3 separate regions of the Homo sapiens genome follow, and all the other regions are linked to region 1. A link is an interaction called in ENCODE POLR2A ChIA-PET data of the cell type or tissue named here. Cell type or tissue: HepG2. All regions are shown on one strand.

What was found. Peaks named below come from ENCODE experiments on the same cell type or tissue, not always from the same donor. Only the 100,000 strongest peaks of a DNase experiment are listed, where the experiment ranks them.
Region 2: POLR2A ChIA-PET joins it to region 1 with 24 read pairs; 3 of 35 experiments call an interaction of 5 or more read pairs at or near these places.
Region 3: POLR2A ChIA-PET joins it to region 1 with 10 read pairs; 3 of 35 experiments call an interaction of 5 or more read pairs at or near these places.

The regions. Positions count from the first base shown.
Region 1 is chr11:116,336,296-116,344,295 of GRCh38, forward strand. The region is part of intron 1 of LOC107987166 (a long non-coding RNA gene); the gene reads right to left. Among named protein-coding and RNA genes, the nearest start is that of LINC02151, 160 kb to the right of the region's middle. RefSeq lists an enhancer at 5,817-6,111. In HepG2, no CTCF peak of the experiment used is centred here; DNase peaks (open chromatin) are centred at 3,226 and 6,016; H3K4me3 peaks cover 555 bases.
Region 2 is chr11:116,423,763-116,431,762 of GRCh38, forward strand. The region is part of intron 1 of LOC107987166 (a long non-coding RNA gene); the gene reads right to left. Among named protein-coding and RNA genes, the nearest start is that of LINC02151, 73 kb to the right of the region's middle. RefSeq lists a silencer at 1,150-1,444 and an enhancer at 1,150-1,444. In HepG2, no CTCF peak of the experiment used is centred here; DNase peaks (open chromatin) are centred at 1,279 and 4,399; H3K4me3 peaks cover 457 bases.
Region 3 is chr11:116,408,277-116,416,276 of GRCh38, forward strand. All of the region lies in intron 1 of LOC107987166 (a long non-coding RNA gene), which reads right to left. Among named protein-coding and RNA genes, the nearest start is that of LINC02151, 88 kb to the right of the region's middle. In HepG2, no CTCF peak of the experiment used is centred here; DNase peaks (open chromatin) are centred at 4,375 and 5,805; H3K4me3 peaks cover 601 bases.

The DNA of each region.
Region 1 (8,000 bases):
TTCTGGGAAGGAACAGAAACACAGCAGCTCCTCTCCCCCTGTGGGTGGGAAACTGCTCCCTGCACCTCTGAGACAGACAATGGCTCAGGTCCCTCCCCACCACAAGCTCCTCCACAGTTCCCCAGGAATGCCCAGGTAGAGCCCCAGAGCATCAGATGCCTCCCAATCCTCATCCAATTACTCCCCTGAAACTTAGAAGCCCGTGATCAGGAAAAACAAGACCACACAAATAAAACCAAACCAAACAAACAAAAGAAAATCCAGTCCCTGGGCTATTTCATGTTGGCTGGGTCATCTGGGTTGTCTGCTATTCCAATCCTCCATGGAGCCATTTATCTCCTGGTAATCTCTGAGCAGGTGTCTTCCCATCAAACCAACAGGTGCCAGCTCCCTTCCCTTTATTCAGTAACAGAGCAGCGACAAGCTTCCTCTTCCCCTCTGCCAGCCCCAGGTCTCACCTAAGGCTGCAAGCCCCACTCCAGGCTGTATTTGAAAAGGCCTGCCTATTATTCACACCTCAACCTGAGGCCCCCAGCATCTGGCCATCTGCTGTTCCTTGGTAAGAAACAGTGTGCCATCATCACCAGCAGAACCCCACCCCACTCTCATCCCAAACCACTAATCTCCCTTGGGGGCTCAGAGAGTGAGAGCAGACCTGAGAGATAACACAGTCCAACTGTCACCAATAACTACCTAGACTAGTGTATCTGCATCCTCTCCCAAACCTTGGCTCTTCATTTACACACAACAAGGAAGTGTTCTGAGGTCCAACATACGTTCCTCCTCTTATGGATTCATGAAGCATATTAATACCTGAAAGGCACCCAAAGTCCTACAGGGAAGCAACATCTTCTACTGTGTTTAACCCAAGGTTCTCCAAGCTTATTTCACCATGAATTCTTTTCTTTTTATAATGATTGCCATTTTGGAACAAAGTTTCCATGGAATAATTTGGAAACTCTGGACTAGCTGATTCTCTGGGTGCCTTGCAAACCCTGACAGCTTATGATCCTATAAGCTAAACCTCTACAATACTATTGAACATAGCCGAAGATAAGCACACAGCCTCTCTGGGCCCCTAAGGCATGCCTCTATGGTCAATCAAGCCCTGCCTATGGGGCCATTGAAGATCTCTTCATTGCTGTTACCTACCAAAAGGGGAAAGGTTTCAAGGTCTACATCCCCGAATCTCAATTCTACCATTAATCTTTCTACCCACTGCTCCTACAGCAGCACAACTGCAATGGGCTCTTATGAGATGGATTTCAGTTCTATCTCTGCCACTTACAGGCCATGGGGTTTCTCTCAGGCAACTCATTGAAGTCCTCTGAGCCTTAGGGTGGTATGCATAGTTCTAAGATGGTTCCCAAGCTCTCCATTCCAAGTGTACCTCCCTACACAATACCCTCCCCTGGAGTGTGGAGTATCACTCACATGATTAGATTACCAATTAGTTGACTTTGTGTTAATCAAAAGGGAGGTGGTCTTGGGTGGGTCTGACCTAATCAGGAGAGCTCTTTCTAAAAAGGTAGTCAGACTCAGCAACTCCATAACTTGGTATCTACCCAAAGGAAAATAGATCAAACTGCCAAAAAGACACCTGCACTTACATGTTTATCACAGCACTAGTCACAATAGCAAAGACATGGAACCAACCTAGATGCCCAATAAGGGTGGATTGAATAAAGGAAATATGGTACATATACACTGTGGAGTACTATATAGCCATAAAAAGAACAAAATCATGTTCTTTGCAGCAAGATGGATGTAGCTGGAGGTCATTATCCTAAGTGAATTTTTGCAGAAATCAAAAACTAAATACCACATATTCCCACTTGTTAGCAGGAGCTAAACATTGGGTACACATGGACATAAGGATGGGAACGATAGATACTGGGGACTCCAATAGATACTGGGAACTCCACTTTGGGGGAAGGTAGGAAGGGGGCCATGGATTGCAAAACTGTCTATTGGGTACTATGTTCACTATTTGGGTGACGAGTTCAGTTGAAGCCTAAACCTCAGTATCACACAATATATTCATGTAAACAAACCTGCACGTGCACCCCTGAATCTAAAATAAAATAAAACTTAAAATTTCTAAACTGCCCAATTACTATATTTGCACATCCATTTATGCAAACCTAGATGATTTTAAATTTTTTTTACTTAAAAAAATTAAAAGGTGGTCAGAGCCCAGCAATCCCATTACTGGGTATATATCGAAAGGAATATCAATCATTCTATTATAAAGATACATGCAGGCACATGTTCATTTGAGCAGTATTCACAATAGCGAAGACACAGAATCAACCCAAATGCCCATCAGTGATAGGCTGGATGAAGAAAATGTGGTGCATATACACCATGGAATACTATGCAGCAATGAAAAGGAACAAGATTATGTCCTTTGCAGGGACATGGATGGAGCTGGAAGCCATTATCCTCCGCAAACTAACACAGGAACAGAAAACCAAACACCACATGTTCTAACTCATAAGCGGGAGCTGAACAATGAGAACACATGGACACAGGGAGGGGAACAACACACACTGGGGCCTGTGGGTTGAGGGAAGGGGGAGGGAGAGCATCAGGAAAAATAGCTAATGCGTGATGGGCTTAATAATACTTAGGTGATGGGTTGATAGGTGCAGCAAACCACCATGGCACACGTTTACATATGTAATAAACCTGCACATCCTGCACATGTGCCCCGGAAGTTAAAATAAAATAATTTTTAAAGTCTACAGCAAATATTATACTTAGTGGTAATATGTTGAAAGTTTTCCTATTAAGGTTAAGAAGCTGTACTGGCAATCCTAGCTACTATCTGATCATTTCTGATAATGATCAGAAATGAAGAAATAAAAGTTTCATTATCCCAAAAAAGAAAAAAAAACAAAAAGGTGGTCAGAGAATGCTCCCAACCCCCACCCCGTGTGCCTCAGCAAGGAGGAGCAAATAGCCACAGTGAGTTGCCTATGGATGGAATCACTGGGCTGGGAGCTGAGGGTGGCCTTCAGTTCTGAGAGCAACCTCAAGCCAACAGTCAGCAGAAAATAGGGACGACCGCAGCAAAGTGAATTCTGCAAACAACCCAGATGAGCTTAGGAAGGGACCCTCAGCCTCAGTGAGATCACAGCTCTGGCTAACACCTTGCTTTCATGCTCGTGAGACTCTGAGCAAAGAACCCAACTACATCATGCCTGGACTTCTGACCCGTAGAAGCTGTGAGATAATAAACAAGCATTGTTTAAAGCCAGTAAGTTTCACAATGTGTTATGCAGCAAGAGAAAACAAACACTCTATTCTGTAAGGTGGAAATAATACCTTCCTCGTAAGTGCTTGTGAGGATCCAACGGTGTGGTGTCTGTTACATGCTCAGCACAGAGCCCAGCACATACTAGATGTTCAATCATCATTTTAAAACAAAGATAGTAACAACATATACTATTTGAGATTATTGTGAGGATGAAAAGGCAAAAATGCATGTAAAATGCTCAAAAACATTCGTGCCCACAAAGATGACAACTATGATTGAAGCATAGGACAGGCCATGAGAGGTGACAGCAAAGTTATATAAGATCATATGTTCCTTTCCAGCCACAGCCTTCCTCCTGCCCAGGAGGACCTTGAGCTCCCTCTCACAGCACACTTGATTGCTACCCGCCACTGCCGGATGCCTTCCAGGAGCCTGATCACTTCTATTCTTTTGTACATCTTTTTCTCACTCTTTTAAGACTGTCCCTGGGTGTGCCTTAGGATTAAGGTGTGCTGATGGGGATTTCCACCTTGTGAAAAAAAAGAAACTTCTCAAGAGTAGATTAACAAATTTAACCTCCTGGAAGTAAGAAGGTCTTACCAAGTTTCCAAATTCTACTCACCAGAAGGTCAAAGCCTCGTTGACAGTTCATCATGATTTTATTCCATTGCAAGCATTTATTGTGGGCCAACCACATGTTGAGCCTGTGCTAGGCGTTGAGAATAAGACAGCAGCCCTGGACACAAGAAGCTCCCAGTGTGTTATGGGTGCAAACAGATAATGACAATGATAAAATTTCCATCAGGGACCCAGCCTTGCACTGGAATCCTGCAGACCTATGTAGCTGTGCATATCAAAGGAGAGACAATGACTATTTCTTTGGGGCAGACATCGGATGCCCAGTTATAAGATTTTCAAGTAGTTCATTATCAAGACTGCCTGCTAATTCTAAGGAAGCAACCACCCACTTAGGGGAAGAACACACCCTGAATGAAGATAGAGTACCTGAATCAGGTGTACCTGTGGATCCAAGGAGGAGAAAGTCAGCAGGAAGAAAATACTGAGAGCCACACTGTGTGAGCACTCACCATCTCCTACCCCTGGCAAAAAATAAAGAGGAAAAAACTTGTGTGGAAGTCTCAGAGAGGGACATTCTGGCAAATTTATTCAAAAGTCCAAGGGATTACTAAGTACCTGGACATTGTAGATTACAAATGCAGGGTGGGGAGCGCGGGGCGGGGGGCAGGTTGCAATTTTAAGTAAGCGGTTAGTGTGGTCTCATCAAGAAAGTGAGACTTGGCCGGGCGCAGTGGCTCACACCTGTAATGCCAGCACTTTGGGAGGCTGAGGCAGGCAGACCACCTGAGGTCAGGAGTTCAAGACCAGCTTGGCCAACATAGTGAAACCCCATCTCTACAAAAATACAAAAATTAGCTGGGCATGATGGCGGGTGCCTGTAATCTCAGCTACTTGGGAGGCTGAGGCAGGAGGATCGCTTAAACTTGGGAGGTGGAGGTTGCAGTGAGTCAAGATTGCACCATTGCACTCCAGCCTGGGCAACAGAGTGTGAGACTGTCTCAAAAAAAAAAAAAAGAAAAAAAGAAAAAAAAGTGAGACCTGAACAAAGACTTTAAGGAAATGTGAGTATGCCAATAAGATACCTTGAAAAAGAGTTTTTCAGCCAAGGAAATAGCTAGAACAAAGGCCCCAGGGCAGAACCTCATCTGGGAGCAGCAAGAAGGTCATTGATGCTAAAGCAGAGTGAGCCACAGTGAGGATAGTAGCATATAAGGTAAAAGCAGGGAGGAGGGAGGGCTTCAGCTTTCACTCCAAGGGGAATAGGGAGCCACTGCAGAGTTTTGAGCAGGGGAGTGACGTAATCTTTCTTAGGCTTTAAAAAGATCCTTGTGGTTGTTATAACGGTGATATGGTTTGGCTGAGTCCCCACCCAAATCTTACCTTGAATTGTAATAATCCCCACATGTCAAGGGCAGAACCAGACAGAGATAGTTGAATCATGGGGGCAGATTCCCTCATACTGTTCTCATGGTAGTGAATAAGTCTCATGAGATCTGATGGTTTTATAAATGTGGGTTCCCCTGCACAAACTTTCTCTTGCCTGCCATCATGTAAGATGTGACTTTGTCCCTCCTTGCCTTCCGTCATGATTGTGAGGCCTCCGCAGCCATGTGGAACTGTGAATCAATTAAACCTCTTTCCTTATAAATTACCCAGTCTCAGGTATGTCTTTATTAGCAACGTGAGAACAGACTAATACAAATGGGAATGAGAGGAATAGTAGAATCAGAAAGACCTATTAAGAGGGTACTACAGTGACTCAGGTGTGAGATGAAGGTGGCTCCAACCACAGTGGGAGCAGTGGAAGCATGAGAAATGGTCAGATTCCATATATATATATATATATATTTTAACGTAGAGCCAAAAGTAGAGTATTTCCTGGTAAACTGAAGTGTGTGAGAGAAAGGAGAAAAAGATGACTACATTTTTTGGCCTAAGGAGCAACTAGAAGGTTGGAGTTGTCATCAGCAGAGACAGAAAAGGCCATAGGTAGAGCAGATTTGGAATGGGTTGAGGGAGGGGGTCAGCGGTTCTGTTTGGGGCAGGTTGAGCCTGAGAAGTCTACCAGAATTCAGGCAAATGCAAGAAGGTTGTGCACTTCTAAATAGGTCAGAGAAGGCTTACCGAAGCTATTGGATATGCGAGTCTGAAGTTCAGGAGAGAGGTAAACATTGAGGTCATCAGTATACAGCTGATATTTCAAGTCGCAAGACTAAGTGAGATCATATAGAGAAGATGAACAAAGCCACCATTAGGAGGCCTAGCAAAAGAGATGAGAAAGCAAAGGAGGTGAGGGAGAATCGTCTGGGCAGATCATCTGGGAGAGCGAGTGGCACCACCTGAATCAAAACATTGCTGATAGGTCAAGCAAGATGCAGGCTGAATACTGTCCACGAGATCTAGCCATGAGGGAGTCACTGGTTACCTTGACAAGAACGGTTTCAGCATGGTGGTGGGGAGAAGGCCTTATTGGCTGGTGCCAACTCTTTTGAGGACTTTTCCGTAGTAAGAAGCAAAGATATGGCAGGAGATTAAAAGAGAAATGGGATCAAGAGAAGGATTTTCTTCCCATTGGAGCATAATAGCAATACGTTTATATGCAGACTGAAATGGTCCAATATAGTGCTAAAAGTTGATGATATGTACGAGAGGAAAGAACCGCAGGAGGTGAGAGGGGGAGGAATGCACACCCTGGTGGAGGAGTTGGCTTTGGAGAGCAGCACAGACAGTTCATCCACAGTATCATGCGGGAAAGGCAGAGCATGAATGGGCAGATGCTGGTAGTTGGTAGATGCAGTGGTAGAAGTTTGTGGAAGTCCTCCTTTGACTGTCTCCATTTTCTCAATGAAGTAGGAAGTAGGAGAGGTGTCTTGTGAGAAACCTTAGGGCTTGCTGCCATCATTGACAGGGTGTTCACACACATATTTATCAAGCTTTTGCTCCCGGCCACATACTGAGCTCTTGACATGCAGCATCTTCACAACAGTCTCCAGATTTTAGTCACTATATACCCTTTAAAGATGGAGAAATGAGGCTCCAAATGATTAAGCAAATTGCCCTTATCACCTGGCTGATAAGGCTAGAGCCAGGATTCAAACAGCAGCCTGACGCGCTGCAAATCCTGTGCTCGTAACTGGGGTGGGAGTGGAGGGCAGAAGCAAGGGAGGTGCGTGGAGAGAAGAAACTTGCCCTGCCCCAAGGCGGTGATGGGCCAGAAGGAGGGGACTGGCTTGGCTGCCTCAAAGACCTGTGAATGAAGGACTTAGTCAGTGAGTTGCTCAGATGTTCCCCACACCTGCCAGGTCCCTTTTGGGGGCTCTCACCATGTTTTACACATATCTTAATTAAATACAGTGCTTCTCATGGTCTATTAGACTCTATTACCATGTGCCTCAGCCTTCCCTCAACCACGTCAGCCAGATGCAGGATATCTGAGAAACATAGGTATTTCTGCATTCATTTCCTGTTGTTGCTAAAACAAATCACCACAAACTTAGTAGCTTGGAACAACACAAATGTATTACCTTTTTTTTTTTTTTTTCTTGAGATGGAGTTTCACTCTTGTTGCCCAGGCTGGAGTACAGTGGTGCTATCTCGGTTCACCGCAACCTCCACCTCCCAGGTTCAAGCAATCCTCCTGCCTTAGCCTCCAGAGTAGCTGGAATTACAGGCACCCGCTGCCATGGCTAATTTTTGTAATTTTTAGTAGAGACGGGGTTTCACCATGTTGGTCAGGCTGATCTGGAACTCCTGACCTCAGGTGATCCACCTGCCTCGGCCTCCCAAACTGCTGGGATTACAGGCATGAGCCACCGCCCCCCAGCCACAAATGTATTATCTTACAGTTACGGAGGTCAGAAGTCTGACGCAGGTCTTACTGGCTAAAATCAAGGTGTTGGTAGGGCTTTGTTCCCTTCCAGAGACTCCAGGAAAGAACCTATTTCCTTACCTTTTCCTGCTTCCAGAGGCTGCCTGCATCTCTTGGCTCATGGCTCCTTCCTCCATCTTCAGAGTAAGCAATGCTGGCTGAGTCCCTTTTGCATAGAACCTCTCTGACCTCTTCTACCTTCTTCTTCCTTTTTTAAGGACCCTTGTAATTACATTGAGCCCAACCAGATAATCCGTTCATTGTGCTCACAGGTTCAGAAGAGAGACAAAA
Region 2 (8,000 bases), 87 kb after region 1:
CCAAGGACACACAGCAGTTTTGTGCCAGAACCAGGCCTAGACCTCAGGGATCTGAGACTCACCCACTGCCCTCTCTCCAGCTCAATGTCTGCCCCTGATCTCCCTTGCTGTCCTTTAGTGAAGGCAGAATTTCCCTCTGAGGCCACCCAGGAGGTGGGTCCTCACGGGGCGGCTCAACCTGCAGGCTCCTCACAGTCCCCGAAATTCCTCAGGTCTGTGTGGCATCCCACCAATAAGGTCCCCTTTCCCCTACCTGTTCCTCAGACATTCCTAGATCAGGATCTTCACCCGCTGGGACCCCGGGAGTCCCTAGCTGGGGCCTGGGAATATCAGAAGGGAGGAAGCGACAAAATGGGAGGGAAGAGTGTCACTCATCAAAGGGAATTGGCCCTTCCCAGAGCTTCCACAGGCTTGAGATGCCAGAAAGGACTTCCAGAGGGCAAAGGGGAGTCGGCTGAGCCTCCTTAAAAGCTGGCAGCTGGGGAGGAGGAGAGGCAGGTAGGGAGGGCAAGGCACAGTTAGGTGGAAACATGGACTACCTTCTGTAGCTACTCCTCGAGAGATACCAACCACAAAGCACTAGGCTCTCAGAGGAAGAGTTAGCTTCCACCCGTGTCTCCCAGCCCCTGGCAGGCACTGGAGCCCACTTTTCCCCTTCCTGCTCTCAGCACTCCTGGCTCTGCCCTTCCCTGCTGTCAGCCCCAACCCCAAGACCAAGGTCCCCCAGCTGGGCACAGCAGGGAGACGGGGCAGGGGATACATTAGGCATGGAGTCCTGATGCTCACGTACTCGGACACACTCTCTGACAGGGACCCCTTGAGTTCAAAGCTGGGCCCCCCAGTTTACTTAATAAAATCATGATAAATGAATACATGAATTGATTGGCTCATTAATTCCTTCATTATTGTTGGAGACCTCACAGCCAGTGAATTCTTCCCCCTCCCCAGGCCTGTAATCATCTCCCCACAGAGCCACTCAGGTGGTCCAGAAGCCACCTGGATAGAGAGGGTGCAGGGGCTCCCCTGATGGGCACATTTTCCCAGCTCTGCAGAGCCTGCCTATCCAGGAGCCCCAATCCTGGCCTCTGCTCCCTGCAGGCTCTGAGAACTTGGGCAGCAAATGCCACCTTCTTGATCATCCAGACATCTGATTCTCTAGCATGGTGTTTCACATATTATTTTTGTTCCTCCCCATGGGGACGGACACAGGAGGTTGCACAGAGTACGTGCAGAAAACCACCAAACTCCAGTCCTCTTATCTTCACATTCAGAGAGAGATTCCGGACCCCAGAGTACAGAAGTGAATTGCCCAAGGTCACAGGGCTGGCCAGTAGCCAGGTCTTCTGACTAAGCCACCTGCCTTCCATCAGCAGGAAGTGCTCATCCCATCCCAAGGAGGGCCAGCCTGAGGGGAGAAGGTGGAGGGTTTGGGGAAATAGAGACTACCGCTGGAATTTTCTTTGTGTTCCTACCCACCAGGCTTCATTTGGGATCTGCTCTTCCCCCAGCAGACTTTCATAGTGCTGGCAACACAGCAACCTCTATGTGGGCAGTCACTGGCCTAGGGTCTTCATACAATTTATCCTCCAAACTGGGGCTCTTTCAAGAGTGAAGGAGGCACTGTTAATTATTCGACAGGGTAACGGTGCACACTTTGGACTGTCCCAGGCAAACAGAGACATTGGTCAGCCTGGCTATAGCTATTCCACGCGGCCCTCCCCTCTTTCAGTAAGAGTCCCCCTTAATCATCTAATGGTGACCCCAGAGATGTCCTGTGTACTGATGTGGAGACCAGCCACTTAGGTGAGACCTGGGCTTAGCAAAATATAACATATACATTGGATAGGGGGAAAATGAAGTGTTAAATAGCTGTTCACAACACAATTTGCATTTTCTTTTTTTTTTTTTTTTTTTTTGAGACGGAGTCTCGCTCTGTCACCCAGGCTGGAGTGCAGTGGCGCAATCTTGGCTCACTGCAAGCTCTGCCTCCCGGGTTCATGCCATTCTCCTGCCTCAGCCTCCCAAGTAGCTGGGACTACAAGTGCCCGCCACCACTCCCGGCTAATTTTTTTGTATTTTGTATTTTGTATTTTTTTGTAACACGGAGACTGGGTTTCTCCGTGTTAGCCAGGATGATCTCGATCTCCTGACCTCGTGATCCACCCGCCTCGGCCTCCCAAACTGCTGGGATTACAGACATGAGCCACAGCGCCCGGCCTCAATTTGCATTTTCTATTCATTGATTTCATAAATATTTTCAAGTCTACAGTGTGCCTAGCATAATGCTGGGTATTGGAGAAACACTGGCAAATGACATAGACACCGACCCTGTCCTCATGGAATTCATAGACCACTAGAAAAATTGAACACCACTTAAAAATCAAATCATGTTCTCCACAAGGAAACACGAGTGATGGAACACTCAGAAAACACAGGGGTTGGGCCTTGTCAAAGGAAATCTTTATTGGTTCCATCTTCAAATCAAATCAATTCTATATGGAAGATGATCACCTAGTTGCTCAGGCTAAAGTACAGTGGTGTGATCACAGCTCACTGCAGCCTTGGCCTCCTGGGCTCAAGTGATCCTCCCACCTCAGCTTCCCAAGTAGCTGGGACCACAGGCACATGCCACCATGCCAGGCTAATTTTTTATTTTTCTAGAGAGGCGGGTCTTGCTATGTTGCCCAAGCTGATTTCAAACTCCTGGGCTCAAGTGATCCTCCCACCTCAGCCTCCCAAAGTGCTGGGATTACAGGTGTGAGCTACCACGCCTGGTCGTTATGTGACTTTGAGCAATTTATTCAACCTCTCTGAGCCTCAACTCCCTTACTCGTAAAAAAGGAAAATGATATTATTTACTTCATAAGCCTAATCTGAAAATGAAACAATAAACCTGTAAACTGCTTTGCACAGTGCCTGAATCAAGGTAGGTACTCAACAGAAATCAGTTCTCTTTTCTTCTATTTCCAAACTGGTTTTTATATCTTTTTGCCGTTACTCCTGCTCTTCTGCCAGCAAGATACTCTCTCCTTTTCATTGCCTACCCAGGCAACTCCTATTCATCCTTGAATGCCCAGCATAACATAGCAAAAGCCAGCACAGAGTAGCAGTTAAGAATACAAGCTTTTGGTCCAGTGTTCCTGGGTCTGAATTCTGATTCTGCCAATTGCTGTGTGATCTTAGGTAAATGACTTAACCTCTCTGTACCTCAATTTCCTCTCGTTTCATTCAATTGTCATGAGGATAAAATGAGTTAATAAGCATGCATTTGGACCAGTAGCTACTTCACAGTGGGTGCTATGTGAATTTTTGAAAAAAATAAGGCCAGGCATGGTGGCTCACACACCTGTAATCTCAGCACTTTGGGAGGCTGAGGCAGGCAGATCCCTTGAGCTCAGGAGTTTGAGACCAGCCTGGGCAACATGATGAAACCCTGTCTCTATAAAAAATACAAAAAGTAGCCAGGCATTGCGGTACACACCTGTAGTCCCAGCTACTCGGGAGGCTGAGGTGGGAGAATCACTTGAGCCTGGGAGGCGGAGGTTGCAGTGAGCCAAGATCATGCCACTGTACTCCAGTCTGGGTGACAGAGTGAGACTCTGTCTCAAAAAAATAAAATAAATAAAAAATAAAAATAAAATGGCCAGCTCAGAAATCATCTCCTCCAGCTTTAAAAATCTGAAATGTTCCTGAATTAAGCTGAGCTTACAGTGCTGTAAATGGTCTTTGGTGGTGTTGGCATTACAAGGAAGAATGACAGCAGAGTGATATGAACTAAGTGGAGGGATCAGGGCATGGCCTCTGAAGGAGAAAGATCTCACCTTGAGCTAATGTGAGGGCCCAGGGATCTAGAATCCTATCTAAACCCCAGGCCTAACTATCCCTCAATTCTACAATGTCATAGCTTGGGAGCCTAAAAGCTGGACAGAGTCGTCTCCTCTGAAATGGCCTAGCCCCTGTCCTTTCAGAGAGAGCTTCTCAAGGTCATTGCAAAACCAGGCTCTCAAGGCCCCTCCCTACAGCCTCGGCTTTCCTCTCTAGGAGCAAAGTCCCACCAAGACCTGAACTCTAGCTGCAAGAATTCAAGACGTGTTCAATTCACTTCCAGGTTCTCCTCCCACCCACCACCAGCCCTCTATCCCCCAGAGCTAGGCAGCAGCTGCTGTTAGGAGATCCTATCCAGCCCTGGCTTGACATTTCAACAGCCCGAGACCCAGAGATAAAAGTTGTCACTGAACAAAGTTCATCCCCCTCTCCCGCTCCCTTCCTGGAGCCTCGATAGGCATCAGAATGGGCACTGAGATGGTCTCTCTTGCTTTCTACTGCTGCTGCCGCTGCTGCAATTCCTGCTTTTTATTTAGAGGGGTGGGGGGAGATTTCACAACTGATGATTACGAAGAAGCGGTTTATCACCTGTGCTTTTATGATTGTAGCGACTAAGGGGAAAAAGATGTCTTTTCAGATAAGCATTTGAAGGACGGGGAGAAAGATTTTCAAAGCTCCCTTTGTTCTCCTGGAGGGCCACGCCATTGAGTTCTGGCAGGCAGCCCGGGAGAAAGGAGGATTTTAAAAACACAATCTGAGCTGGCTTCCAAACCCCTGCTCACCATCCCTGTCATCAATTAGGGATGTTACTTAACAAGGGGTTTGGGCCATTGTCTCATCCAGCCTGCTTTCCCTAATTGGATGCAGAGTGGTGATGAATTATTTGGAAAAGGGCTCCACACTGCAGAGGTCATTGCTTTGGCCCCCTGACACTCAAGGCCAGCTCAGGCTGGGCTGGTGTGGGCCTCTGGGGCATGTTGCTGGCAGGGAGATAAGAGAAGGACCTTTCTGAGGCCCCTCAGTGCAGGCGGAGAGCACAGACCCAGAACCCAGAGAAGGGCAGGCTGCCAGTCCATGCGGGGAACTGAAGGTGAGTGGCCAGGGAGAAGATGGGGGCCGCTCCTGTGGCCTCTGCCACCCCCAGCCCCCACTCCAGTTTCTGAAGATGGAGCTCGGTGAGCACAGAGAGCTTTAAGGCCTCAGTCCACAAAGGGACGGGTCTGAATTCGTTAGGTCAAACTGCCATAGACTCATAAATATTGTGCCCAGAATCCCCCAGACCCTGAGTTACGGACTGAGTCCACCAAAGGTTAAGAAATGGCCATCATCCTCAGCAAAGGAAAATGCATCCTCCACAGCTTCCAATGGAGAGAACTCTAGGTGAAAGAGAAGCTGGATCCCATGGCACACTGGGTTGCCCTTACCTTTGGAAATGACTGAGGCCCAGAGTTCAGGATGCTCCCCCACTTTACCCTGCTGTCCCAAGTGTGGGACCATTTTCTTTCTTCCTCACAGTGTAACTGAGATCAAACTGCAATGTTTCAATAAAACCTTACTAAATGCCCAGAAGAAACAAAAGAGAAAACAGAGTAATACAAAATCAGATCATCATCAGGTTTAAGACCTACAGTTGGCTCACGTTCAACTTGGAGCCCTCATAAGTTGCCTCCCCACCAGGGTGGATCCCCAGCTTGCCTCCCTTGCCAGAGGCAAGCTTTCCCCAGCTCATCCAGGATGCTGGAAGTTCATATCCAAGCAAGAGAGATGGAGTTACCCTCCAACCTACCTAAGACCTGCCTTCTAACTCCTGAGTTCTGTCTAGAACCTACCTCTTGGCTGTATAATTAAGGTAGGGAGGCCGGGCGCAGTGGCTCACGTCTGCAATCCAGCACTTTGGAAGGCTGAGGCGGGCAGATCACTTGAGGTCGGGCGTTCGAGACCAGCCTGGCCAACATGGTGAAACCCCATCTTTACTAAAAATACAAAAATTAGCCAGGCGTGGTGGTGTGTACCTGTAATCCCAGCTACTTGGAAGGCTGAGGCAGGAGAATCTCTTGAACCCGGGAGGCGGAGGTTGCAATGAGCCGAGATGGCACCACTGCTCTCCAGCCTAGGTGATAGAGCAAGAATCTGTCTCAAACAAACAAACAAACAAAAAACTGGTCTGGCACGGTGGCTCACGCCTGTAATCCCAGCACTTTGGGAGGCCGAGGCGGGTGGATCACCTGAGGTCAGGAGTTCGAGACTAGCCTGGACAACATGGTGAAACCCCATTTAACTAAAAATACAAAAATTAGCCAGACATGGTGGCAGGCACCTGTAATCCCAGCTACACAGGGGGCCAAGGCAGGAGAATCACTTGAACCCAGGAGGCGGAGGTTGCAGTGAGCTGAGATGGCGCCATCGCACTCCAGCCTGGGGGACAACAGCGAGACTTCATCTCAAAAAATAAAAATAAAAAAAATTCAGGTAGGGAGTATCTACCAGATATCCTTCAGAAGGAATCATATGACCATGCAGAGCTTCAAATCATGAGAATGTCGGAATGCAACCCCACAGACTCACACGTGTGCAAGAAATACACACGTTCAAATGCAACGAACTATTTTTCTGGTTCAAATGGGCCAAGCTCAGTTGAAGACTTGGTCCCCAGGCTAGGTTTCTTGCCTACCCCTCCAGTTCCCTTTGGTAATAGGGCCCTGCCCTGCTTGTCTGGAGCCCTAGTGTACCCCTGCCTAGCCCTTGCCAACTCCTGCTGATAGTGTCCAATAGTTTCGGTGCTCTTCCCTGGAACTCCTATCTCCTGGCAGCATCCCTAGATGGACCAACTTTACCCACAATGTGAATACCTACCTGACTTCCTGCGCTAATTCCTGACCCCCCGCCCCCGCCACTGCTGTGCCATGCCCAGCTCACTGTAGCTACTGACACCAACATGAATAAAGCCGACATCATCCCAGGTCTTTTTGAAACCTATAAATGAGGTATCTCACAGCCCTCACCAGGAGCCAGCCATGTGGCTGAGTCAGGTAATCATGAAATAGTCAGATGAGGAGCTCTTCATTCTCCAGAATTATCCTGAAGACAAACATCCTAAGAGTTGTTATGAAAGATTAGTCCCACAAGAATTCTAGAAGTGAATAGAACTATTCTATATAAGGCAAGGGCTAGCAACAGCTTGGTACTCTGAAGAGGGCAGAAAAGAGAGAAAAGAGAGAGAGAAAGAGCTGGCCAGATGGCCAGAGGTTGGGTTTCAATAACTGAATGGAACCATCTCTTTGATTCCTGCCACGCCTAAATCTTCAGTAAGTCTACAAAACCTGCAAAGGCCAGACATGATCAGATGGCATGGAGACCAGTGAAAGAGAAGATAGAGACAGGCCTGGGAGTGGGGCATCAGAAGCATGAAAGATAAGTGAAGGAGCTCAAAAAAAATCACAGCGGAGGTCCATGTCTCCAAACATCAAAGAATTGAGGTTTGATAGATCTTTGAAGGCAGAGGTCTCAGTTCATATCTTCAATTACAATCACTATGGCCACCGTCTTATGGAGCATCTCCTGTGTGGCAAACTATATTGTTTGTTTATTTAATGCTCATAATAACCCTGTGATCATTATCAATCTTAGTAATGCAGTCACTGAGGTTCAGAGTGATTAAGTAACTGCCTCCAAGATCACACAACACACAGCTGTTACATGGCAGATCTAGGTTCGAAGCCCTGGCCAGGTGAATCCAAAATTCATGCTCTTTCTACTGTGAGACGTTGGGCTTCAGATATCTCTGGGTTTCAGATATCCTCTTCTTGGTTTCTTCCCATTTTCCCTTAATCTGCTCCTGACAGCCCAAGGTGGGTCTATACTGAGGTGACCTGAATTAGGCCACAATTAGTCACTCAACAAACATTTCTTAAAATTATATTTGCCAGGAATTGTGCAAGAGATCATATTGCAATGCAAGTGTGATACAAACAAGACCAAGTCCTGGGTGCCAGGACAGACAAACATATATGCACAAGAAGGAGCCCAGGTTCTGCCTTGGAACAGGTAGCAGAGAATAGGGCATTGGATGTGCAGGGAGGTTTTTCAACCAAGATGGAGCACACACAGCTCCTGTTGCCAAACAGCTGGTCCTAGAGCACTGCCCCCATCCCACCCTACCCACCTTCTCCAGGCTC
Region 3 (8,000 bases), 72 kb after region 1:
AAAAACTTCTTTATGAATCAGTATCAATAAGAACAGTGATCTCTTACAGGCTTTTATTGAGAAAGAGCTGATAACAGTTCAAGTTCTGGCTCTTTTCTTCTTTGTGAGCTCAGGCAATTTATTTAGTTTTTCTATGCCTCTTTTCTCACAGGTACAGTGCAGAAATTGAGCCCTACCTCATGGTGTTTTAAACCCAACGAAATAATGTATGTTAAAGGTTTCACATGACCATGGGCACAGAACAGGTGCTCAGGCAGTGCCAGCCTCATCCTACCCACCAAGTTTATTCAGTGCTTTCTGTTTGACAAAACTCTTCCCCGTATGTCATCTTAGATGAGCCTTGCGACAACCCGCTGGGGTATATTCTATTAGTATGCCCGTTTTACAGGTGAAGAAACTGAGGTCTGGGAGTTCATGTAACTCTAGCCCAAAACGACCCCATTAGTGAATCCCAGAAACAGCCTTCCTCCCCCCACCTCCCCCGCCCAACAGGGAGATCTAGGGTTTCACTCTGTCACCCAGGCTGGAGTCCAGTGGCATAATTATGGCTCACTGCAGCCTTGAACTCCTGAACTCAAATGACCCTCCTGAGTAGCTGGGACAATAGACATGCACCACCACACCTGGCTAAGTTTCTTTGGGGTTTTGTTTGTTTGTTTGTTTTTTGTAGGGATGAGATCTCGTTATGTTGCCCAGGCTGGTCTTGAACTTCTGGCCTCAAGTGATCCTCCCACCTTGGCATCCCAAAGTGCTGGGATTACGGGCATGGACCACCTTGCCCAACCCAGAAGCAGCCTTCTAATGTAGTCCATATGACTTCAAAGTTCAGGCTGCCTGGCCAGGACCATGTGGCATCAAAGCAGTGCCCAGAAGTGATGCCTGTGAAGATGCTGTCTTAAGTCTTAGGTAGAATAACAGGAACTTGCTAGGGGCAAGCCCCAAAATTCAACTAACGGGGTTATAATAAATAGATGAGCACAGAGACGCAGGGGCTGTGGGTGGGAGCAGCCTTCTCACACTGACCACCACCCTGGTGCAACAAGGGTACACAGCTAGCAGGACCAAGCTGTGGCCAGCATCCTGCATGAGGGAGCACAGTTGATTGTGCCTTAGTCAGGATGCTGAGGAAGAGGAATTCAGCTGCAGGCAGTCTCCATGGCAATGGTAATGGAGAAGGGATGCAGCCAGCTCTTCCTGGCCCAGCCCTTCTGCTAGGGACAGAAAAACAAGCTCTCCCAGGTGCTTCCTGACCAGTAACATCTAAAGTCTAAGCCCTCCTTATAGCTGCTCCATCACAAGACTGGGGTGGGGGGCGTGGCGGGAGGACAAAGTAACTGAGGGAATTTCAGGAGAGCCGAGAAAGCCTCCATGGCCCCAAATGTCTCCCCCACCATTATGAATGCCATCTGGAGATATTCAACCTAAGGCTTCAAGGAGCTGGGGGAGGGAGGGGGCATGGAGGGAAAGGTTCCTTGATGGTCACCAGCTGTGTGTCAAGCATTGCATTACATCCTTCAGGTCCACCTCCTTTGATCCACACGATATCCTTCATGAGGAAGATATCAGCATCCGCATTATATGGACAAAGACAGCAGAGACTCAGAGAAATGAAGCACGCACCAGTGCTTAGTCAAGTCAAAATGTGAGCACAGACCTGTCTGATTCAAAATATGTGACTTTGAAGGGGTAACATATCCACATTTTATCACGAAAACCTTTGGGGGTTGGGGCTCATAACTGCTAGTTGAGAGAAAGGCTGAGGACATGGAATAAAACCTGGGGCAGGGCCAGGCCACAGGGAGAGTCTTGGGAATTTTTAGGGATGAGCCCCAAATTTCAACGAAGGGGGTCAGAATTTAACGTGTCCTCCTCCTCCCTCACACCCTTTCTGTCAGGAATACGACAGGCTGGAGGAGGAAGGTGAAAGGTGTGGTTTAGAAAGACTGTGGTATACATGTTTGGCACCCACTTCGAGAGGGCAGATGGGTGGGGTGGGTGAGAGAGGGCCTGTCCTCCTTCCCTGCCACAGCCAGAGAGAGACCGTTCCCCACGACTGCACACTTGTATTAAAAAGAATCCGGGAAATAATTACTGGATGGAGAGGATTTATTAAATTGGATAAGTCCTGGATACAGCCTTCTTTTTAGGGTTTGAGTGGTTTGTGTATTTTTTTCACTAAGGCTGCATAATAAAATAATGGCATAATTAGTGAGGAATTTGTTACCTTTCAAGGAAGAGTCTTTAATTCCTCTGAAGAACAGCTCTCCTCCCCCAGGCTCCATCTCTGCGATGGTACGAGGAGGAAATAAGGGGAGAAAGGAGGGCTGCCCTACCCATCAACAGTTCCTAGAGGTGGGAATTACAGGTCGCCACCCCACAGGCTGGAGTGCAGTGGTGTGCTCTTGGCTCACTGCAACCTCCACCTCCTGAGTTCAAGCAATTCTCCTGCCTCGGCCTCCTGAGTAGCTGGGACTACAGGCACATGCCACCACACCCTGGCTAATTTTTGCATTTTTAGTAGAGATGGGGTTTCACCGCGTTGGCCAGGCTGGTCTTGAACTGCTGACCTCAGGTGATCCTCCCGCCTCGGCCTCCCAAAGTGCTGGGATTACAGACATGAGCCACCACACCTGGCCCGTCCACCTTTCTTGGACTCACATTGGCCTCTGCCAGTGTTTCCAAAATGTGTGGTTCTCAAACAGCCTCATCAGAATCTAGGTAAAATGCAGATAACTGGGATCCATTCCTACATAATCCAGGAGGACAGTGGATATGCAGGCATCCACATCCGGCACACTGAGCGATTGTTACTCCTGCTAAAGCTTGATAACCACTGGTTCACCCAGGAACTCTGTGGGGGTAGGCGGGGTGTCAGGAAAGGGAGGACTTGGTGCTCATGGGAGAGGAGGAGAGTCGTGTGCCCCCTTTGTTCCCTCTATAACATGAACAGTTAGGAAGATCCTTGTTTAGTATCAAGCCTGGCTACCATCCCTTCTCCTATTTGTTCCTCACTTTTCCCATCTGCATAATAGGAGATTGTGCTAGATATTCTAAGTTCCCTCCCGTTCAGCCCTGAGATTCTTTGCTTCAATGACCCATTATCAACCAACTCCTTATCATCTATTATCCCTCCCAAGTTCAGGCAGAAGTGACCCTGTGATGGTGATGAAAGAAACGGAAAGTCAGGACAGGTTAATTCTGAAAAGGACTCTCCTTCTCAATTCTAAAAGTTAAAGCTCTGGTCCCTAGTCAAACACAAATATCCCTGGGCAGGGTGACAGTTTAGGCTGCTGACAGGTTCTTTATTCTTGACAGCAGATTTTAATAGGAGGAAAAGAATGGAGAGAAAGATGTTAAGACTGTTTAGATATGAAAGAGGTAAGAGGATGAAGAACTATATAAGTGCTCTGGGAGCCCAGAGTCTGAATTCCAGGCCGAATGTAACAGTGAGAGAACTCTAACATAGTTGACTCCATCTTGCTTCTAACCTCACGGGTTGTCTTCGCTCCTTTCTGCTGGTAGTCAGAAATGGGAGGAATTTACTCTATAGTTTAACTTTAAAGCAAGGATGATAATAGTTCTTTCCTAAAACTAACCCCCAAAGAGATAAGAAGTGCATACACGCAAGTAATAATGTTATGCTAAAGATTTACAGGCGAGGCCGGGCAGGTGCAGTGGCTCACGCCTGTAATCCTAGCACTTTGGGAGGCTGAAGTACGAGGATTGCTTGAATCCAGGAGTTAAGACCAGCCTGGACAACATGGTAAGACCCCATCTCTACATAAAAATACAAAAAATTAACCAGGCATGGTGGCGCACACCTGTAGTGCCAGCTACTCAGGAGGCTGAGATGGGAGAATTGCTTGAGACCAGGAGGTGGAAGTTGCAGTGAGCCTGGGTGACAGAGTGAGACCCTGTCTCAAAAATAAATAAATAAATAAAAAGATTTATAGGAGCACTGTGACCTGACCAAGGACAAAGAAGTGATGCAACCCCCTTGGACTCCTGTTGATGCCCAGATGTCTGTGGTCACCTGTCACCTCCTGACCTCTAACCCTCCTTGCTCCCCCTTCCCAATATGAAAAAAAGCTCAATATCTATGCCTTTCAAGATGGTTCTTCAGGGCATTATTCCACCATCTTCTTGGCTTGCTGGCTCTCTGAGATAAAGTCACTTTCTTGCCCCAGCACCTTGTCTCGTGACTTACTGACCGCCATGAGGTGAGCTTTGGACTCAGCTACCCTAACACTGCCATGTGTAACTGCATGATGACAATGTTGACTTTTATCTGAGCCCTGTAATCCTAGAAAACAGTGAAGGTTAAGAAATCCACTCAACTTTTTATTCTGGAAAACAGTGTACCTATAAAAACAAAAACACTTTCCATATGACTTAGATAGGACTCACAGATGCGTGCCCCACCTCCCACCACCGTCTTGTTTACTTATGTCAAGGCCAGACACAGACCCTCCCCAGTCTCTTTCTTTGCCGCATAAATGATTAATTGAATGCTTGTCCCCACTGACTAATAAGAACAAAATGCTTGTTAACCAAACTCTGGTTAAACTTCTCTCCTTCCTCCAGGTTCTGAACTCTGGCTCGCCCTCAGCCTGAGCCGCAAAATAGTCTGGCCTCGGAGAAACAGTCTTCAGTTTCCTATAGGATCGTGCCACCCATTCATCCCCCTTCTCATTCATTCTTGCCTGTTTACTCCTCTCTATGAAAGAAAACCCCTGTTTGCCTAACTCTTGGGGATGCCTGCAGATCTTGGGGTCAGAGAAGCTCCCTGCTGCAATAATCGCTTTCCCCACTCTGCAATAATCCTTTTAAATAAAATCTTTCCTTACTAAGTCCAGATTTCTTTTTTATTTGACAATGACCACAGGCAAGTGATTTCACTGCAGTTTCCTCCATCTGTAAAGTAAGAAAAATATGTTGCAAAATTCTAAAATCAAAGACACGAAAGTGCTCTTTCAGCCACAAGAAAATAAAATATAGTTCTAGAGGGTGCTCAAGTCTTCAGCCTTCAATTTCCCTCTATAAATGTATTTCAGGGCCCACCATTGCCTGACCATTCTCTGTCCTCAGGCCCCAAACCCTCCCAGGCCCACAGGCCATCCCAGGCTCCCACCCAAGCCTCCTGGGCCACTTCAGCTTCAAACAGTCTCAATCCAGAAAGCCACCACTCCCTTCCCCAGGCACATCCACCCTTCATTCATCACTGTCACATCCCACAGAGGGCTTTTATTTAACAACCAATTTATTTCCAGTTTAACTAATCTGGGGATGGGGCATCTCTCTCTCTCACGCAAACCAACAACACCTGGGTTGTAAATAGACTTACAAACCAGTGTGTGCTGGATAATATAAACTCTCATCACAGCAACATCAGGAGAGAGGGGAGGGGAGGGAAGAGGGGTCATGAGACTGCAGGGTGATAAAATATGCAAGCCCCCAAGAAAAACAACCCCTGCAGCCCTCCCTTCTGCCCCTACGCTCAGCTCTGCTTAAAATTATTTATTTATTTATCTCTCTGATTCCCTGGCTCACCTTGAGCCCAAGACAAAAGCTTCATAAACAATGTATGACATGCTAACCCCTGGTTGGGTAGGAACCTGCAGGTGGTTGGGGAGGTGGCCATCATCTGGCCCCAGGCCAGGTTCCCCTCCCTCATCCTGCCTGGGGAAGAGTCTGGTTGCAAAGCCAGCTTGTGCTTGGGTGGAACAATGGCCCCCAGAAGGGAAATCTTGCTCTGTGAAAGGGAAAGCTAATCAGCAGTCTACAAGGCCCAGCCTACCCAAGGAGAACCTATGGATCCACTGGAGATAACAGAGACAGGAAGGGCTTTGTTTACATGGCTAGTAGGGCTCAAGGCACCAGTCAGGCTGGGTGGGCTGAAGTGTGTACCCAACAGGCCTGGAGTCTCCCTGAGTATCTTTGCTCCCCAGCCCTCCACCTTCCTCCAGATTCTCAAGCTGTACACATACCCAATAGTCTCCTCCAGGGCTGGGGCCCTATACAGAGGAATAGGGGAATAATCATTGGTTTAGGAAATTGAGTTTTAGACAGAAAGGAGCTTACTTACTGGCTGGGTGACCTTTTCAGGAAGTCCTCCTACCTCCCACTCAGCTCCCTTTCTTGCAAAGGAAGGTCTTGAACTAGGTGACTCTTGCAATCCCTTCCAGCTACAACCTCTTAGAAGTGAAGTCACAGAAAGGGCGACTTGGCTACTCAGAGAGATTTATCCTCTCCCTGGCTGTACACCGAGGCCTGCCAACACGACTTTAAATTACACCTCCTAAACTCTGCCTCACTTGGCACTTTCTCGGGCTACCTTAGAGGGTAGAGCAAGCTTATGTTAAACAAACACACTTGGTTATTAGAAACATATTTATAGTGGTTGCGTAGCTCTGGATGGAGGCAGAGCCATTCCCAGGCGGGGCTCCAGGGAGGATCATGCCTGCTGTGCGCTCTTCCCAGCCCCCAGGACCAGGACAGGAGCCCCCGCACCCAAATCAATCACACTGCTGTTTCTCCTCTCTGCGACTACCATAATTCCAGGCCTATATCATGCTCCTGGTGTCAGGGGGGAAACCAACTTTCAGGTCTGCTAATTCCACTTGGAAGGATGATGTATGTGGGAATGCTCTTTAGTTGGATATTCAACTCAATCCTAAACCAATTTCAAGAGGGAGTGTTTATGAGAGCCAAGGGCATCTCTTTTAGAGCTGGCTTCAGGATCCTTGTTTCTGTTAGAGATACGGGATGTAGGGGGAACCCTCCATCACAAGAGCAGGGAAAGGCCCCCAGAATAAGAGAGGAGGGAGACAGGGCCCGCCCAGCAGAGCCATAATTATCTGAGGAGGAAGCTGAGAAAAGAAAGGAGAAAGAAGGAATAATCCCTTCATGCTGCGCCTCCTCTCCCCACATCCCAGCGTTACATGGCTGGATTCCTCTAGTGGCCAGAAATATTTAATCGAATACTTTTGTTTGGATCTTGCATCCCTGGTAACCTGAAGATGTTACCATGGCAATCCCTGAGTAATACATCTCGATTATTTATGGCCTTGCAAATAGGGTGGGGAACCATTCCAGGCCCCATGGAAACAGCAGGGAGGTAGAAGCCTCATTTCCTTCGCTCACTGTTTCCAGGCAGCCCCAGAGGAAGGGGAGAAGGGAGCTGCCAGTTTGGTTGGGTAGAAATAGTTCAAAGCCTTTTAGCACGGAGAATCTCACCTCATCATTCCCCTTTTGTGTCCCTTAGAGTTTCCCTGTTCCCTACCCCTCCTATTCCGGGTCCCCACAGGTCACCCTCTATTCTCTAGGGCATAGGTCAGGGTTGGGTGGGTGGAGGGGTCAGGGCTATCTAAGGACTTGGGCCCCCAGTTCTCTGCTGAGCTGGTCTAAAATCCCATTCACACCACATGCTGCATCGATGACCTCAGGCACATGACTTGGCCTTCCAAAGGCTTTGTTTCTTCAAGTGCCAAATGAGGATAAGAACAGGTCTTATTTCACAGACTGATTACGAGCGTTAAATGAAATATGCATGTAAAGCTCTTTGTACAGCACCTGGCACATAGTAAGTGCTCAATTAATCAGAGTTGTTCCATAATAATTACATTATCAACCATCCTAACACATCCTTGTTTGTGGATGCAAGTCAGGATTGTTGAGGGAGGGGCAGGAAAACAGAACCGGGGCTGGACAAGGTGTGTACAAGAGTGAGGGGGTAGGTTTCCAGTTTCCTTCTCTTGTCCTGTGCTCCTGAGAACAGCATGAGCCTCTGTGGTGAAGTTAACCCTGGGTCCCTGCAGTCCCACTCTTCTCTGGCGTGCCACCACCCTGCACCTAAATGGCCAGATCTCCATCCCCACAAAGTCTGCCCTGATTAGCCCTGTACTGGGTTGAAAGTCTCCTAAAATTTATATCTACCTTGTGAATATGACCTTGCTCGGAAATAGGATGTTTACAGATACACATCAAGTTAAAATGAGGTC